Linked DNA regions of Homo sapiens: all the other regions are linked to region 2. A link is an interaction called in ENCODE POLR2A ChIA-PET data of the cell type or tissue named here. Cell type or tissue: HepG2. All regions are shown on one strand. Each heading gives the region's core, and the rest is flanking DNA. Links, peaks and the distances in the headings are about the cores only.

Evidence for each region. Peaks named below come from ENCODE experiments on the same cell type or tissue, not always from the same donor. Only the 100,000 strongest peaks of a DNase experiment are listed, where the experiment ranks them.
Region 1: POLR2A ChIA-PET joins it to region 2 with 6 read pairs; 6 of 35 experiments call an interaction of 5 or more read pairs at or near these places.
Region 3: POLR2A ChIA-PET joins it to region 2 with 6 read pairs; 5 of 35 experiments call an interaction of 5 or more read pairs at or near these places.

The regions. Positions count from the first base shown.
Region 1 is chr1:228,858,931-228,864,814 of GRCh38, reverse strand. No RefSeq gene overlaps it. Among named protein-coding and RNA genes, the nearest start is that of RHOU, 130 kb to the right of the region's middle. In HepG2, for the core only: no CTCF peak of the experiment used is centred there; DNase peaks (open chromatin) are centred at 3,524 and 4,224.
Region 2 is chr1:229,028,672-229,034,555 of GRCh38, reverse strand. No RefSeq gene overlaps it. Among named protein-coding and RNA genes, the nearest start is that of LINC02815, 120 kb to the left of the region's middle. RefSeq lists an enhancer at 2,480-2,774 and a silencer at 2,480-2,774. In HepG2, for the core only: no CTCF peak of the experiment used is centred there; DNase peaks (open chromatin) are centred at 1,915 and 2,655.
Region 3 is chr1:229,106,494-229,112,377 of GRCh38, reverse strand. All of the region lies in intron 2 of LINC02815 (long intergenic non-protein coding RNA 2815), which reads left to right. Among named protein-coding and RNA genes, the nearest start is that of LINC02815, 45 kb to the left of the region's middle. RefSeq lists enhancers at 3,089-3,610, 3,611-4,134. In HepG2, for the core only: a CTCF peak has its summit at 3,215; DNase peaks (open chromatin) are centred at 3,247 and 3,537.

The DNA.
Region 1 (5,884 bases), core at 407-5,406, 170 kb after region 2:
GGGTTGGAATCCAGTCTGGCCTGACTCTTTTCTAAATGTTGCTTCCTATGGGACAGCCTCACCCTGTTAGGCTGACTTGAGTTTGCATTCCTGAGCTCAGCCTAGGGAGTGTGTATGTGATCTCCTGTGGCAAGGAGAACTCCCCCTACTAGAAATGCAGCCATTGCTCGGGCCCACCCAGTGGATCAGCCACAGCAGGTTGCAGCAAGCTGCCTATGGGAGGACGGGGCTGGAGCAGGAAATGAGAGTTAAAAGAGTCTTTTCAGGAGTGTGATCGGGCCAAAAACAGGAAGATCAGCAACTCAGTCTTAGGCCTCTGGGGTTAAAAGCAAAACCAGAGAGAGAGAGGCAGAGAAAGTTTACTAAACAAATAAATGTCCCATAGAAAGGTTATATTGAGCCTAAGCCAACACAGCAAGGCCCTATCTTTACAAAACAATTTAAAAATTAGCTGGGTGTTGTGGCCCATGCCTGAATCTCACTATTCAAGCACAGCCTGGCTGACACAGTCCTAGCTACTTAGGAGGCTGGAAGTAGCAGGAATGCTTGAGCCCAGGGGTTTGAGGCTGCAGTGAGCTACGATGGTACCACTGTGTTCCAGCCTGGGTGACAGAGAGATCCTCTCTCGGAAAAAAAAAAAAGGTCCTACTGAATGATACTGCAGCACATGGTGCTCTCAAAGATGAGCTACTTTCTCCAGGTGTTTGTGCCCCCTCGCAATGACCTTGAGTGTCTCCTGCGCCATCATCCTTGCTGCTGGTGATACAACAGCTGCAGTGTAAGAATCCCAGCATCACCTTAGACACACCCCACCCCCAACACACACACACCGGATACAGTCAGTCGCTCAGCGCAGGGAGCAGGCTCCTGGAGAACGCTCTGTCCATGCCTCCTCAAATCCCCGCACAGCCCCTCTCACCTGGGTTCCTGCCACAATTTCCTGCCTGTCTCTCTCAGCCAGACCCTCCCCTGCCTTACAGGGCTGCCTTCCACATGGAAGAATCAGAATGATCTGATTGAGTTACTCTCATGCTTTCCACCTCTCAGTGTCTCCCAAATCAAATTAAAATCCTCAGCAAAGCACACCAGGCCTATCACAATTACACCTTCCCATCCCTCCAAGCCCAACCCTCTACCTCGGCATCCACCCAAACTCCGTTCCTGAAGGTTGTGTTCCTTGCCTTAGGTGTGCAGTCCCCTCTTCATACTCCAAGATTCAGCTCCAGCTGCCCCCACACTGCCTTTCTCAGAAGCTTTCCTTGCACCCTCCCCAGGCAGAGTCGACCCCCTTCGAGCCTCCATTGTGTCTCCTGCACACCTGAACTTCCCAAACTGGGTTGGATGCTCTCCTCGAGTTTCCTGTAGCTCCTATGCTCACAAGGATCGTGGCACTGTGGGGTAATTGCTCCAGTGCTGCCTGCTTCCTTCTTAGATTCAAACTCCTTAAAGGAAAAAGCAGGTCTTACTGAAAATTAAAGTCCCAGCTCTTGCATAATGCTGGGCACACAGCTGGAGTCCTGAAGAATTTGCTGGATAGAGGAATGAATAAACGTAGCCCTTAAGCAGTGAGTTCCTGTCTCTCTCCTTCCTTAGTAAATCAGGTCATTGGGAGCATTTATCTTTGTGTCTCTGGTGCCCGTGCAGAAGCTGGCCCTTCACAGGCAGGCAAAGGTGTGTTTCACTCACTTGTTCTGACTATTCCTGAATTTGGATAACTCGTAGTCCCATGTCTCTCTGAGATTCTAACAGGACCCAGGGACAACCTATGGGAAGACAGGGGTAGTGTGGGAGTGGGGTTTCTTGGAAGCCCACCTTGCTGGGATGAGTGACTCAGGTTCTCCCAACTTTGAAGTTCAGGGCCCAGCTGCAGGCGGCCCCCATCCCGCCCTGCGCTAGAGGGCGTGTGTTGGGTGGAGGGGGCACACATGCCAAGGAGGGGCGGTGAACATTGGGTGCTTGGGAGATGGAAGGGTCAGCACAGTGCAGACATAAAAAACCAAATGGCAGAGCCCAGGAGAGAGCATTTGGTGGCAGGTGACACTCACGAGGATCAGAGTCTCAGCCCACTTGGCTCAGGTGCTCCGACCAGCCCCTCTGCTGACCCTGGCTCCGAGCCCTGTGACCTGGCAGTGACTTTCCTCTTCTTAGAAAAAGGAGGAGGGTGGCTAATTGAAAACAAACCAACTGCTTCTCCTCTTTCCTCAGCCCTCAGGAAAAGCATGTAATCATCTCCAGGATTTAGAGATCTTTTTCTTCTAAAGTCAAGGGAAACTTGTTGTTCACTCCAGCCATCTTATTGCTCCTGAATTGTGTGGTCTGAATCCTTGTCTGCTGGAAGCTTTGGACAACACACTGATCAGAGCACTAAGTTTGGAGTCCAAGCCGTGGTTCCCTGTGCCTCAGTTCTCCCACCCAGAAAGCAGTTGATCCCTTGGTCCAAGTGGCAATGATGCCCAACAGAACTTTCTGTGGTGCTATCCAGTATGAAAACACTCGCCACATGTGACTTTGCAGGATGGCTAGTGCAACAGAGGACCTAATCTTTAATTAAATTGACTCATTAATATTTGACTAACTGGACTGCACAGCTGTAAGGTTGAACCTGCTCTGACGTTACATCCCATTCCCACAAGCACACCCTTTGTCTCTCTAATTCTCATAGCCACTTTCTCCACAGAGGGATAACTTGGATTATATAGTCTATGTGAAGCCTTTAAATATGGGACATGGGTCAGAAAGGGCAGAATGCAGTGTCAGAAAGACAGCTTTCTTTGAAAGTAAAAGACAAAACTGAAAATGATGCACTGGGGAGGAGAGCCTTCCGCCCACCCCCTCTTCCCTTTCGTAATCCTGCAGAGACCACACGGTGTTGCAAATCAAAGTCTGCTCTCTGGCCAGATGCAGATAGGAGCAAAACTTTCATCTCTTTTCTTGCTTCTACATAGTGCTCCTTTTTGAACCTAACACCCTCCCAGCCTGCCCCTTGGATCTGTTCTAATAGCAGTGATTGGAGCTGTTGTGCTAGGACAGGTGGCTCCATGAGACAGGAGCTACCACGGTGCAGTGAGGACACCTGGGAGCGCCCAGAGCTCCGGGACACATAGGCTGAGAGCTGTGCTCTGGTGCCCATCATCCCTGCAGGCACTGCCGGCTCGGTCCCACCCAGCCCACCCCAGGGCTGCACAGGGTCCCTGTCCTGGGACACTGGTTTTCTACCCTCAGGCATGTTTGCTGATTCTCCCAGACCCTGGCCAGTATTTTTCTCCCAAAAGCCTTCCTGGCATACCCAGCTGGCACTGCCCTCTCCTTTCTTGGACCCTGCTGTGCAGCAACGTTTCAGAGTCATTCTGCACCTTCAGTTCTGCACTAGAGTCATTCTCCAAATATTTCTGTGCTATCTCAGCTAGATCAGAGCCTCCCTATAAGCAGAGGTTGAGTCATCTATTTCTTTTTTATCCACTTGTGGCACCAAGCTCAGACTTTGCTCTGCACTACTTACTCACCCAGTGCTTACTGACTGATTTATTGACCCAGAACCATGGCGAGAATGCAGTCAAGCTATTACCGTGAACTTCACAATGCAGGCACGTGAGCTAAGGTGACAGGGGTTGAACCCAGATTGCTCGCTGGGGCTTTTGTTCTTGCTCTGACTCTACTACCAGCTCAGGTATCAGAACACGCTACCCTATTCCCAGGGGCCCCTGTTTGGTTCAGACCGCACAGTCCCTGCTTTGCAGGGCTTCAGGGACCACACCAAGGAAGGCCACTGTGAACATCATAAATGGCACGCTGAATGGCACTCATTGTTAGTATAAAGTGCAGGTACGTTCTGTACAGTGAGATTAGACGGGTTACTCAGAGCCAGCAGCCGGGACACACCTGTTCTTTTTCTCTGCATCAAAAATCCCTCTTTTCTCTGCACACATTTCTTCTCTCCCAATTTCCACGAGGTGGCTAAGGGCCTTCCTGGACATTTCTTAGACTTCTTAGAAACTCATCTAGAAACTCCCTGATGGGTTTCTAAAATTATAAATTCACTGGCACTCAGCAAATCTACATTTTACATAAGAGAAAGTCAGCCTAGAATAAAAACTTGCCTTTTAAAAGCCAGCTTTTCTGCCACCACTTCCATCCCTCTAGACTGCTGTCTCTTGCCATAGATTCTCCCTCTGGACCCTTCTGGATGTCTGCCTCACCATGGAGCAGCCCTTGGACCCTCAGGCTGACTGAATGACTCATACCTGGGTCAGCCCTCTTAGAGGGACTGCTCCATGCCACTGCATAAACAGAAGAAAAGGTCGGGCGTGGTGGCTCACACCTGTAATCCCAGCACTTTGGGAGGCTGAGGTGGGTGGATCACGAGGTCAGGAGTTCAAGACCAGATTGGCCAACATGGTGAAACCTCATCTCTACTAAAAATACAAAAATCAGCCAGGTGTAGTGGCATGTGCCTATAATCTCAGCTACTCAGGAGGCTGAGGCAGGAGAATCGCTTGAACCTGGGAGGCAGAGGTTGCAGTGAGCTGACATCGTACCATTGCACTCTAGCCCAGGGGACATAATGAGACTCTGTCCCACACCCCACCCCACCCCCCAAAAAAACCCAAAAAGCAAAAAACAAACAAACAAACAAACAAAAAACAGAAGAAAACACCACAGTGGAAAGGCCTGTGAAAGGAAAATAAAATCTCGGGACTCCAAACTCACTATGCCAAAGGGAAAAGTTAAGCTTGGAAACTGAGTCATGCAAAAACTCCCTTCCTTTTGTTCCAAGACAGCTGTAATTTCGCAGGCTGACTTTCTCTTATGTAAAATGTAGATTTGCTGAGTGCCAGACTAATGCTTAATTGACTCCTCCGCTTTCTTTTCAGGTGTAAAATGTAGATTCACAGAGCCTCACAAGAATTGTAACCACTTGTCTCATTGCCTACCCTCCCTCCTTTTATTTTTCCTTTTTCTTCCCCTCCTGATTGCTCTTTCCCCTTTAAACACTGAGGTTCCCAAAACTCTATCTGGAAAAAGCATAGGATACAGATTCTACTGTGATTTATGTTTCTTTTTCTCTGGTGCCTCCTCAACCTTGGCAAAATAAGCCTCGAAATCAATTGAGATCTGTCTCAGTCACTGTGGTTTACAGACCCAACTCCTGCACTTAGGTAGTCAGGAGAGCCGACAGCACAGATTAGGGGCCTCCTTAGCTGATTTCGGTGACCACACCCATACCAATTCTCTGACTCCAACACAGCCTGGTTCGCAAGACTTCATTATCCTGTTGCAGACTTCTCAGCCACAATTGACACAGGCCAATGGGGCCTAAAGTTCTCCTTAGTTTTTCTGAAAGTATTAAGAAAGTTTGTGTAGAAAGGTAATGCACACAATTTCTGCATTTCTGCCCTGCAGTAAGGCTCAGAGCTTATGATGTTTAATTGTATGTGTCAACTTGACTGGGATAAGGGATGTCCAAAGAGCTGGTGAAACATTATTTCTAGGTGTGTCTGTAAAGGGTTTCCAGAAGAGACAGCATTTGAATCAGCCAGAGCAAAGAAGATCTCTCTCTCTCCATGTGGGAAGGCATCATCCAATCCAATGAGGGTCCATATGGAACAAGAAGGTGGAGGAAGGGTGAATTCTTTCTCTTCTGAAGCTGGGATGTCCATCTTCTATGGTATTCAGACATTGGAGCCCCTGGTTGTCCCTCAAACTCCCCTCAGGCCTTCAGCCTCCAGTTAGAGCTACACCATCAGCTCCCCTCGTTCTTAGGCATTTGAACTTGGACTGAATTACACTACTGGCTTTCCTGGTTCTCCAGCTTGCATACCGTGGGACTTCTCAGGCTCTATAACTGTGTGAGCCAATTTCCATAGTAAATCTGTTCTTTCATATA
Region 2 (5,884 bases), core at 432-5,431:
TATTGCGTTTCAGGCCAAGGTCTAGTTCAAATGCAGTCTGGGAAAAGTCCCATTTGGAAAAGCTGTCTGCTTGCATAATTTTATTCCCCATTAGTACTTTGGTATCACTCAAAACACAGGCAGAACTAAAAGCTGGGCCTGGAAAGTAAGAGGACTTCTCATAAGGATGCCTCCAGGCAAAAGTGTGGGTTTGGACTGGATAAAAACTAAACATCAGCTCCAGCAAATCTGGGAGGCATTTGGTAAATGGCTGAATTGGACCCTGCCTCAAGACTTCTTGATTATTTTTTCTGCTCCCTTTCCTGCCCCAGGGTGTGTCTCAGAGACGGAATTCAGGGTGAGCTTTTCTCCTGAGCTGCTGGGGGATGTGGGCACAACCCCACCTGAGATGTGAGCATGGAGCTCTGGTTAAAGCATCCAAGCTTTTGAGATTCAGGGCTACAGTTAGAAGGGGAGGTCAGAGATCACAGTAGCTACTGGTTATTTCTCACTTACCAGGTGTCATAAGTTCTTCATGTATATCATGTTTAATCCTCAAGACCCCTAAAGGAGCTATTATTACACCTGTTTTAAAGGTGTGGAAAATGAGGCTCAGATAGGTTAAGTAAGTTGACTTAGTTGATGCATTTATTAGTGGTAGATCCAGGATTTGAACACAAATTGCTCAGGGTCTAAAGTAAGTGCTCATTCTCATCTACGACTTGTCTCTTTGATTTTGGGATTGGCTATGGCTTGCCAATGGAATGTGGGTGGGCATGATGCGGGCACTGGCTCTAAAAGTGCTTGCCATGAGAGCATGAGTAACCACTGCCCTTCAGGCTCAGCCCCAGCTGGGAGATGTGAACAGACTGGAGCTAGCTGTGAAGCTAGAGAATCTCTGAGCTGTGGGGTCGTTTGTTACACAACACCATTGCAGCAATAGCTGATTAACACAGCTTGTTTTTTCACTGGGAAAAGACAATCAAGATGATATACGTTTCAATTCAATAAATGTTTATTGATTACTCTATGCCAAGTACTGGGCTTGGTTCTAGGGAACACAATAATCAATGGATCAGACACATGCTTCCTTAGTCTCGTTTGCTGATTTATCCTTCCCTACCTGACTTTCAAATGTTATTGTGAAGGTTCCATTCTAGACCCTCATATGTCTCTATATTCTTCCCAAATAATCCCATCCATCTATGTCCATGCCTTCAATTCCAACCATATCTGTAGCTCTCTCTTTCTTTCTGAGCTCTAGATTGGCATAGCTAATCCAATTTTAACTGTCTGCTTTCCTTTGCCACTGGGCATCTACAGCCCCTTTCAAGCTCAACAATTCCCAGACTAAACTCATGCTCTTCCTCCCCCTAATTTGGGTCATCTCCTGTCGGTAACCACAGAGGAAGTCCTGTCCCCATTATCTGCTGTCAGGGTAACTCATACTTGTCCTTGGTAGGGCTTGCCAAGGTTAATTAATTAAATGCAATAGCTTAGATAGTTAATTGCTTGTCCTTCTCGTGAGAATGTAAACTCCTCCAGAGCATCCACAGATCTGTATGTGATTGCGGACCCTCACCTATGGAATAAGGTCCAAACTCTCACAGCTTTCAAAGCTCACTGAGATCTGGTCTCAACTTAACATCAAGCCTCCATTTCTCTGCTCAGGCAACTAACAACCTTCACCTACTATTGCTCTTTCCCTGGATAGGGAGACACGCACTTGTAGGAGGAAAATGACCTGTCACTGAAAATGCACCAAGAAGCTGGTGTACTTGGCCTCACCTGCTGGCTCTGAGGAGCTGCCCATTCTGAGTCCCTTCTTTAGGGACGGAGTACTGTGGTGCTCCTCTTTACCACACTGTCTCCCATTATCCCCAGCCCTTTCTCCTCTAGCCTGTCCCTCCCACTTTCCAAACTATCACTGTGCAACAAAGAAAGAGAAAAAGGAAATGAGGCAATTGAAATGGAATTGAATCCTGGAAATCTGCAATTGCAGAAGGAAAGGTGGGGCTTGTGCTCCAACCCCCTCATGTCAGAGTTCATGGCAATCTCCTGGGGCTGGTTTTCTACCTTTTATCCTTTTAAAATTTTAATGTACTGCAGATTCTAACCTTCTTATCCATTCCTGGAAATCCCCCCATTTTACTTCTTTTCCCAATGGGCCCATTTAAATCTTGGCTTTGCCATTAGCAATGTTTGAATCTGAACAGCTTTAAGGTAAAGTGATCCCTGAAATGGTTCAAGTTAACATTTTCTTTTGTTTCAAAATTTCTTGCTTATTTTTTCCGGTTAAGACCCCAGTCCAAACCCCACATTTCAGATAGCACATCTGAGCTGCAGCCTCAGAATAGTGAGCTCATGTGCTGTGTTTGTCTTGGCTCAGCCCGCCTGACCTAGGCAGGGACTTGGTGTGTATGTAGGGGAGTGGGGGAGTAGGGGGCTGGGTGGGGGTGGTAATGGCAATAGATTAGAGCCATAACGACAGCCCCGTCCTAGCCCAGGCCGGCCAGCCTCTGGGGGCTCCAGGACCTCCTTCAGGGAAGCCCAGCAACGCCTTGTTGGTCCCTTTTTGGCCCTGACTTGCACCTCTGTGGTCTTTGATATCGGCTTATGTTCTTTTTTCTTTTTTAGAGACAAGGTCTCATTGTCACCCAGGGTGGAGTGCAGTGGCACAATCATAGCTCACTGTGGCCTTGAACTCCTGAACCCAACAAACCCTCCCACTTCAGCCTCCGAAGTAGCTAGGACTACAGACCCACACCACCATGCCTGGATAATTATTATTTTTTGTAGAGACAGGGTCTCACTGTGTTACCCAGGCTGGTCTTGAACTCCTGGCCTCAAGTGATCCTTCTGCCTCAGCCCCCCAAAGCACTGGGATTACAGGCATGGACCTCTGCACACGGGCCTGGCTTATGTTCCTCTTCTGCTCAACCAGGACAATGGTGGTAGGTGGTTAGAGACAGTCTGAGCAGATGGGGAGGCAGATGAAGAATCTGATGCATCCCCGGAGGTCTTTCTGCCCATTCTGGTAGGCAGATGTCGTGGCCGTCCCCAGGGTCCAGCCCAGGCCTTAGCTCATAGCCCATTTAGTGCCTGCCAAGTACAGGTCTCCCAGATGTATAATAGAACCTGACTATCGCTAGCTAGCTGTCCTTTTCTGTGGAATCTGCCTTCCCACCCCAGTTAGAGTCTTCCCTGACATCCATAGACCTATCTACAGCCCTCTGCTGCTGTTGCTAAGGAACCCCCAGGGCCCCATGAAGGCCCTTCTTGACCCTTCCCACTAAAACCTCTGCCAGCTCCACAGTAGCAGGGGCCTCATTAGCCAATCTGAGAGTGAAGTGGCTTCGTTGTCTGGGGAAATACCCGAGGTTCGTTGTCTCGAGCCGACAAGATTAACGACATGGACACACACGCACGGAGTAGGTTTAAGGGGCGGAAACTTTAATAGACACAGAAAGAAGAGAGAGAGAGAGAGCTTCCTCAGGCAGAGGAAGGGGGTGCCCAAGAGGGTTTCTAAGTTTGGGGTGGGATGCAGTTGATTATATAGAGGGGCTTGAGGAGGCGGTGTTTGATTTACGTAGGTCCCAGGGGATTGGTTTGGCCAGGTATGTCATTTACACAGCCTTCGAAGAAACTGGCCCTCCCACCCTAATCTTTTATTATGCAAATGTGGCCTCAACCTGGTGGTGCCATGACACCTGCACAGGTGACAACAAGGAGAGGGAGGGGAAGTCACCATGTTGGAATGTACTTGGCTTCCAGGTACAGCTGCTGGCACTTACACATGTGACCTTCCAGCTTGCTTATCTATGCTTGCAGCTTGGCTTTTGGGCTGCTTTCTGTTAGAAAAGAAATGGTTTGGGGGCTGCTTTTTATTAAAAGGAAATTCCACTGAGAACTCTTTTACCCACACTAACTGCCTAAAACAATTTCTTAATAACTTCTATATCATTCATGCTGGTTCTATAGACTCAAGGTCTCAGGGCACAGAGAATTTGGGACCCCATGGTGCCCCAGCCTCTAGATGCCAGGTCCTGAGGGCAGTTAGGGATAACTGCATTTAGGCTGGGAACGTAATGCCATTCCTACTGCAGTTTGAAATTTGTGGGCTGGCATGGAAAGCCATTGCATGGGGCCTCTCACACAGCACTCAATAAACTCTAACAAACCTCATGATAACCTGTTTCTACATGTGGGACCATTTGTATCTTTCAAAGATCTTCCATGGAACTCTCTGGAAATACTAAAATAGAGATCTTTGTAAGGGCCACTGCACTTTAGTCTGGGCAACATAGCAAGATCCCATCTCAAATAATAATAATAATAATAATAATAGTAGAGGTCTTAGAATCTGAGAGTGGAATTCCAACCCTGGCTCTGTCATGGCACAGTGTGACTATATCACACACAGCTGCTCTGGGTCCTGCTTTTAAGATGTGTACAATGAGTGGCTTGCCTAGCGTTGCTGGTTTTCTAATAAACCCTGACCACACAGAGGTGCCTGGGGAGGAGGAAGGGAGGGAGAGCTCTGTGCTGTCCTTCCAGCTCCTACAGAAGAATCTGTCTTAGTCAGGCCTCCCCATAAGATTTCATTTGAAAGAAAGTTTTGCACTTAGAAAGTAAAGCTCAAAAGCCACAGGACTAGGAGAGAACCAAGACCTTCCCAGCTCTAACATTCTGGAACTGAGCGCCAGAGCCTGGCATGTGACAAGCTGGCATTGCATTCCCCTCAAAGATGTCACTTAGGAAAAAGCTGACTCACTCATAGGAGTTAAATGGATTCTTCTAAGGGAAGACAAGACCAGTAGCTAACTCATTACTGAGCAGGCTCAATAACACTGATTGTCAAAGGAGCACGTCTACTGGTCGCAAAGTGCCATATGGCTGATTGCGTCTAATAAAATGAGCTCATGTTGAATTGACAATCTGTATATGTCTCTGTTGTCCCCAAAAAGACAGCTGAAAATGATTGAGGGCTGCAAGTATTTGGTGACTGCACCATGGATACAGTAATTTAACTCAGCTGTCACTAAGCTTGTGCCAGATTTGGCCTAGCAGACATTTTTGTGTTGATGGGGCGTGTTTCTTGGTGTGTCTCACTACAGGTGATGGGGTCAGTCCCAGCTGAGGGGTCCACATGGACTCCCCAGCAGGGGCAGTGTATGGCTGTGAGAGCTGCTCACACATCTCTAAGTCCTCATCCATTCCTTCTGTTCCCACGCCCTGCCCATCTCCTCCCACCAGATACAGTGCCAGGTGGGGAAGGCAAGTGAGGACGGTGGGGAGGGGGGTGCAGTGGCAAAGGCCCCCCAACACAGTCTGCTTTGTGACTTGTGGCTGGAGGACTCCACCTAGCACCTTCCTTCTGAGCTGAGCTCCAGCCTGGGCCCCAGTTGCCCCGAGTCCTGGTTAGAGTTCAGAGCTGCAGCTCAGGGTGGTAGCTGCAAGCCCCATGCGGCTACTGAGCACTCTAAATGTGGCAATTCCAAACTGACACTGAATTTCAAGCCCTTGGTACTAGAAAAAGAGACTATAAAAATCTTACAAATTTTATACGATTACATGTTGGAATGATAATGATTTTTATATACAAAGTATATTGCTAAAGTTAATTTCACCTGTTTCTTTTTATTATTATTACTTCTTAGTTAGCCACTAGAAAATGTAAGATGACGTGTGTGGCTCACATTATAATTCTGTTGGGCGCCACTGATCTAGAAAGAATTCGATTTGTAAAGGGGCCCAGATGGACCATTTCAGGGGATTCGGCAAGTGTTTGCCGAGCACCTTCTGTGTGCAGCTCATCTGCCGCACAGATGGCTGTCTGAGCTGCTGGGGGAGGTGGGAGGTGGGGTCGGAGCAGGGAGCTGCCCCATTGGAGGAGCGTGGGGAG
Region 3 (5,884 bases), core at 656-5,655, 78 kb before region 2:
TTCTTCTAGTAGCATAGCATGGCATTATTCTTGGAAGAGAATGCCTGTCCCTGCAGATGTGGTTGGGGGAGGTGGGGTGGGGGTCACCAGGAGCAGCTCCCACCTGCTGCAGTTGTGCCTGATCAGCCAGCCCCATCTTACATCCATGTTTGGGGAATGGAGCAGTACAGTTTTTCCATCTAACTCCGGAGTCTGACTCCAGTTGCCAGGATTTTAATCTCACCCTGTTTTCTGTGGTAATCTTTGTTTAAACAATGTGTCAAAATGTTTTTTAAACCATGAAAATACTGCACAGTGGCATAGGCTCTTATCCACAGGGTACTACTGATCTGGTAACCAACCAAGACACCAATAAGTAAGCAAAGCGGCTTCCAGGAGCCAGAGCAATTATTATTATCTCTAGGCAGTGACATGAAGACATCCCACTCAGAGGGGCCACGAAGCCCACACTCATGAATGTGTTTACTCCTCACAGAAAATCCCACACTGGAGGCTGGGTTAGGTGGCTCACGCCTAACTCTCAATCTCAGGAGGATTACCTGAGCCCAGGAGTTTGAGACCAGCCTGGTCAACATAGCAAGACCCCGTCTGTAAAAGAAAAAAATAGCTGGGTGTTGTGGCATGCACCTGTAGTCCCAGCTACTCCGGAGGCTGAGGTAGGAGGATCCCTTGAACCCAGGAGGTTGAGGCTGCCGTGAGCTGAGATTGCACCACTGTACTACAGCCTGGGTAACAGGGTAAGTAAGACTCTGTCTGAAAAAACAAAACAAAATGAAACAAAAACAAAAACAAAATCCCACACTGAGTTGTTGGAATTAAACCCAAGAAATGCATGTGACTGAACTAATCATTCTTCCCCAGACCTGCCTCTCTCAGAGACTGACATCTTCTCCACACCTCCACCCTTCATCCTTCCCCATGTCATGTCGATTACAGCCTTCACATGGAAACCAGCCCCATGTCTACTCCCTACAGCACCCCTCTCTCCACTAAGTCACCATGACAGTGACTTTCCCCTCCACCAAGCACTGTGCAGCCTGATAGGGCTTTCTTTCTTTGTTTTTGTTTTTGAGACAGGGTCTCCCTCTGTCACCCAGGCTGGAGTGCAGTGGTGCTATCATAACTCACTGCAGCTTCCAGCTCCTGGGCTCAAGCCATCCTCTTGCCTTAGTCTCCTGAGTAGTTGGGACTACAGGCATGCACCCTCATGCCTGGCTAATTTTAAAAAATTTCTTTGTAGAGATAGTCATGCTATGTTGCCCAGGCTGGTCCTGGCCTCCTGGCCTCAAGTGATTCTCCTACCCCAGCCTCAGGTAAGCCACCTCACCTGGCCCTGATGGGGCTTTCTAAATTGCAAATCTGATCAATTGTTTAAATATATCATACAACGGTTCCTCACTATCCTGAAGATAAAATCCAAATTTCTTCACATGGCTGTACAGGGCCTCCAGCGATCAGGCCTTTGTTTGGCCTGATCTCCAATCTCTTCTCAAATAGTTGCTTCTTACAGCTCTCTGAAGGCATCAGCTCTGTGCATCCCCAAATTTTTGCATGTGCTGCTCCTGGGCTTATATCGTGTGTGCCAGTTGGCAACTCTCTTTTTCCTTTAGGGCTCAGCTGGGAGGCGGCTTCTTTGGGAAGCTTACCCGTCCCTTGCCCAGCTGGGTAAGGTGCTCTAATGTAAGTGCTCCCGTGGCATATTGGGATAATCTCTATGAGGCACTTACCTCTGAGGGCTGTGATTCTTCACTGGGTCTTTTAGCTGCTGAGAGCATGGCTCAGTCTTATTGATCAAATTTGTAGAGCATAACACACAGAAGACATTCAATCAATACATATTAAATGAATGAAGAGATGAGTTTGAATTCCCATGGAAAATGAGAAGAAATACATTCTTAGGGTTTGGGAAGTCTTAGGGTTTGGGAAGTCAAATATGCTGTTAATTAATTAGGAATATTTTTAGCTTAGGTTGACATGAAGCCTCCAGTAGTGGTGGCTTGGGAAAGAACTTAGTTTTTCGTTTTTGTGCAACTCTCGTGGCCTATAACTGCAGAAGCAGTGAGGTCCCAGTGATACTGGAAGAGGAGCCATCTTCCAGAAGCTACGCCTATGGTCTGTTTTGTGTTTAGCCTTCCTGAAAATTCTATGGGTTGTCTAGACCTCTTAATAAATTACTCTTTCTGCTTTAACTAGCTAGTATTGATTCCAGCTGCCTGCAGCCAAGAACTCTGGTAAATACAAACCTTTGTCTGACTCTCACAAAAATCTCAAAGCAATAGTAATGCCTAGTTTTGTGGAAGTAACCACGAAAGCTTAGAAAAGGTGGGTTGGGAAGCAGTTGAGATGCTGAAAGCTGATTTCCAGGAGCAGAACTGGCCTATGCTGAAAACCTACCTGCAGCCTCAACTCTGCTTCTCTCCTGTGTTCAGCTGCTGAATGTTGAAGCCGGAAGGGATAACACGTTTCCGAGTGGAAATGTATGCATTTGATGGAGAGTGCCTGAGGTGCCCAGATTGCACGGCTTCTTTTTTTTTTTTTCTAGAGACAGGGTCTTGCTCTGTCACCCAGGCTGGCATGCAGTGGCGTGATCATAGCTCGCTATAAACTACAACTCCTGGGCTCAAGAGATCCTCCTGCCTCAGCCTCCCAAAAGTGCCGGGATTAGAAGTGTGAGCCACTGTGCCTGGCCCCAGACAGCTTCCTAGCAGCTGAAGTGGGAGGTCAGGGTTATTTCTGTCACTCCGCACTGCCAAGGGCTGACAGAACAAAGAAACAAAGAGGAACTGGAAAGGCTGATCATGGGGCCGAACCATGTCTAACTGGCTTAAATAACAAATCTGTGTAACCACAATTTGCCAACTTGTAAATGTTTTATACCCCAAGGGAGCCTGGAACAGCCTCCTTTGCACTTAGAAGGCCCAGCCAGGCCAGTGCTGACTCTGACTCCTTGGTGGACAGGACCCCAGGGGGTGGGAGGTCAGGGCCAGGCTGGCCAGAGACTGGGCGTCAAACCCGAGAAAGGGTCACACTTTTTTGCTTGTCAGTTTCCCAGCCTTTTCCATTACAGCATTTTTACCTGGGAGGTTTAATGAGCTCTCTTGAGTTTTCCCCTTCCATGGGCTTAACTTAAAATGTCAGTGTCTTAAGAATTTTCCCAGTAGTGGGCCTGGTGCCTTTGGAGGCTGCATTTCCTTTCTCAGGCGTTGGGGGACTGCTGGGTTCTGGGAAGGACTGACAGGTTGAATAGCCCAGTTATTACTGGGTTAAGGGTGACGCAGGCTTCTCAGGGTGCCAGAGTCACTGAAGCAGCAGCAGCAGCTTCCGGGCAGGGCTGTGCAATTCAGGCTGCCTGGGGAAAGGTGCTGTGAGGGATGAGGGGCAAGAACAGCTTTAAAAGTTAATGAGCTCAGCTGAGCTCCCAAGACCCACCCTTCCAGGCGGCTCCGCTTCTCTTTGCATTTCCTTGCCCTCTGAGCACCCAGCTAACCTTTAACCCAGGCTCTTCCAAAGCTCTAGGGAGGAGGCTGCTCCCCTGGCTTCCTCCAGAGCGAGTCTCTGCTCCACGCTCTGGACATTGCTCTGGGAAACCTCCGCTTCCCAGACCAGCCACATCATGGACACGCTTGGAGGGGAGCTCAGTGTTGTTTCCTGCTATTGGTGAGGGCTGGTGCTGGTGTGCACTGTGCAGGCATCAGGACTGGTCATCACTGTCCTTACAACCCCCTGCCTGCCATCCTTCGCCCCCTAGTTTGATCAGAGTGCATCTCCACTGCAGGTCTGTGCAGGGTGGGGCTGGGTGCTTCCCTCAGCCTCCCCTTGCCCCAGGGCCTGCCTCTAACCTCAGTCTGCCTTGTGGACTGCTAGACCATGAACAGCCCCGGAGGCTGGTCCCAGCTTTGGCTTGGGGAGCACTGAGTGTGGATCTCCAGCCTGTGTGGCCTCAGGGCCACATCTGCCAACATTCTCTTTCTTTTCTTTCTTCCTCTTCCTTCCTTTTCTTTCTTTTCTTTGACAGGGTCTTACTCTGGTGCCCAGAGAGGGGAGTACAGTGGTGTCATCATAGCTCAGGACAGCCTCAAACGTGGGGACTCACACAATCCTCCTGCCCTAGCCTCACTAGTATCTGGGACTACAGGTGTGCACCAGTGGACTCTTTTAATTTTTTACCTTTTTAGTAGAGATGGGGTCTTGCTATGTTGCCCAGGCTGGTCTTGAACTCCTGGCCTCAAGCATCTTCCCCTTGGCCTCCCAAAGTGCTGGGGTTACAGAAGTGAGCCACCATGCCCCACCAACATTCTCTTTCTTGATCCCTGAGTCCAGTAGCAGGAAGGGAGGGGGTGAGGGAAGGTTTAAGCATCACTGGGAGCTTTTCCGAAAAATCTCATGTTGTCCTTCTCTCTGGAGAGTATTTGAAAGGGGCCACAGTGGCTGAGAAACGTTGGACTATATTACTATTTCCAATCTTCTGATCGTCTATGAGAATTCCTTCGGTAAGATTTGTTAAGAATTCAGATCCTGGGCTCCTTCTCAGACATACTCGGTTGAAAGCCCTGAGGCAGGACCTAGGAATCTGCATTCTAATAGTCTCCTGGGCTGTCTTCATACTCAGCAGGTTTGAGGCCACTGAGTAAGGGGTTCTTGCAGTCCTCTAGTCCCTTGTCACAGCTCTGGAAGCAGGACGCTCCAGGTTTGGGTGGTGTTCGGGCCCCTTTTTCAGGCAGCCCTTCAGAAATTCGCAGTGAGTGTCCTGCGTCTCCCCTGGCCTGGGAAGGTCTCCTGCCAAGTCAATTCCTGCAGCACAGAGGGAAAGGGTGCCCTTGTCTGATTAGAAACAGACACAGCTGTGCTGTATTCTGTAGCAGGGGAGAGGAGGAAGGGTGATGGAATAACGCCACACCCTGTAGACACGTAATCCAAAATGAACATTCCCTTTGCTTGTTCCCAGTGGGGAATAAGAGATCCCATTGCACTCCTTACCCATTGCCCTGGCCACTTCCCTTCAATGCAACAGACTCAGATGTCCAGAGCTGTGGAGAGTTCTTTCTAAAGGTAGAATAACTGCTTTGTCCAACTCCCCAATCCCTCTCCTCTGAGCAGATGACTTTCAGATACCTGAGAGATAAGTTGTAGTTTGGCTTCAGAATGTTGATAAAGGAGAGGAGCGTTCTCTTCAAGAGCAAACACCCTGAGGTTTGGGCAAAACCTCGGGGTATTGGGCAATGAGAGTGATCAAATGATACAATTTCATTATCTTTGCCCGTCTGCATGGATCTATTGGCTTTGGGAGGCCAAGAAGAAGAGTTTCAAAAGAATAGTTTTAAAAAAATCATCAAACAGCCAATTCACAGCTGTGTCCTGGATGGTAGACCAGGTGGTAAAAGAAAAAAAAAAAAACCTGCCGAGATCAAATTTAAAATGGAATGAGTTTCGTTTTACAGTGAGAAAGAGATGAGCAGCCAACACCCAGGGACTGGCCTGGTCCCAGGCACCCAGCCATCATACTGCCTCCAGATCACTGGGTTCTCTCCTGTTGAACAGTGTCTGAAATGTAGACAAAGCAAAGGCATCTTATCACATGGAGGAAACTGAGTGAGGCTGAAACTGCACCCTATTTACACTTGCCATCATTCGTGAACATCTAGGGAAAGTAAGACACAGACTCATGTGTGGGGGCTGGGAAGAGATGTGAGTATGTAAGTGGGGGCGGTTCGGGGTGAGCGACTGCACAAAACTAGTTTGGAAAGTGACCAATTAGAAAACCAGTTTTTCTCCCATAACCTCAGGAGATGGTTGTTTAATTCAGCTTTCTAATTATAATCCAAATATTCCCAGGTATCACCAGCCTGAAGGTCCAGAAAAACTATCCACATCAACACTCATTTGG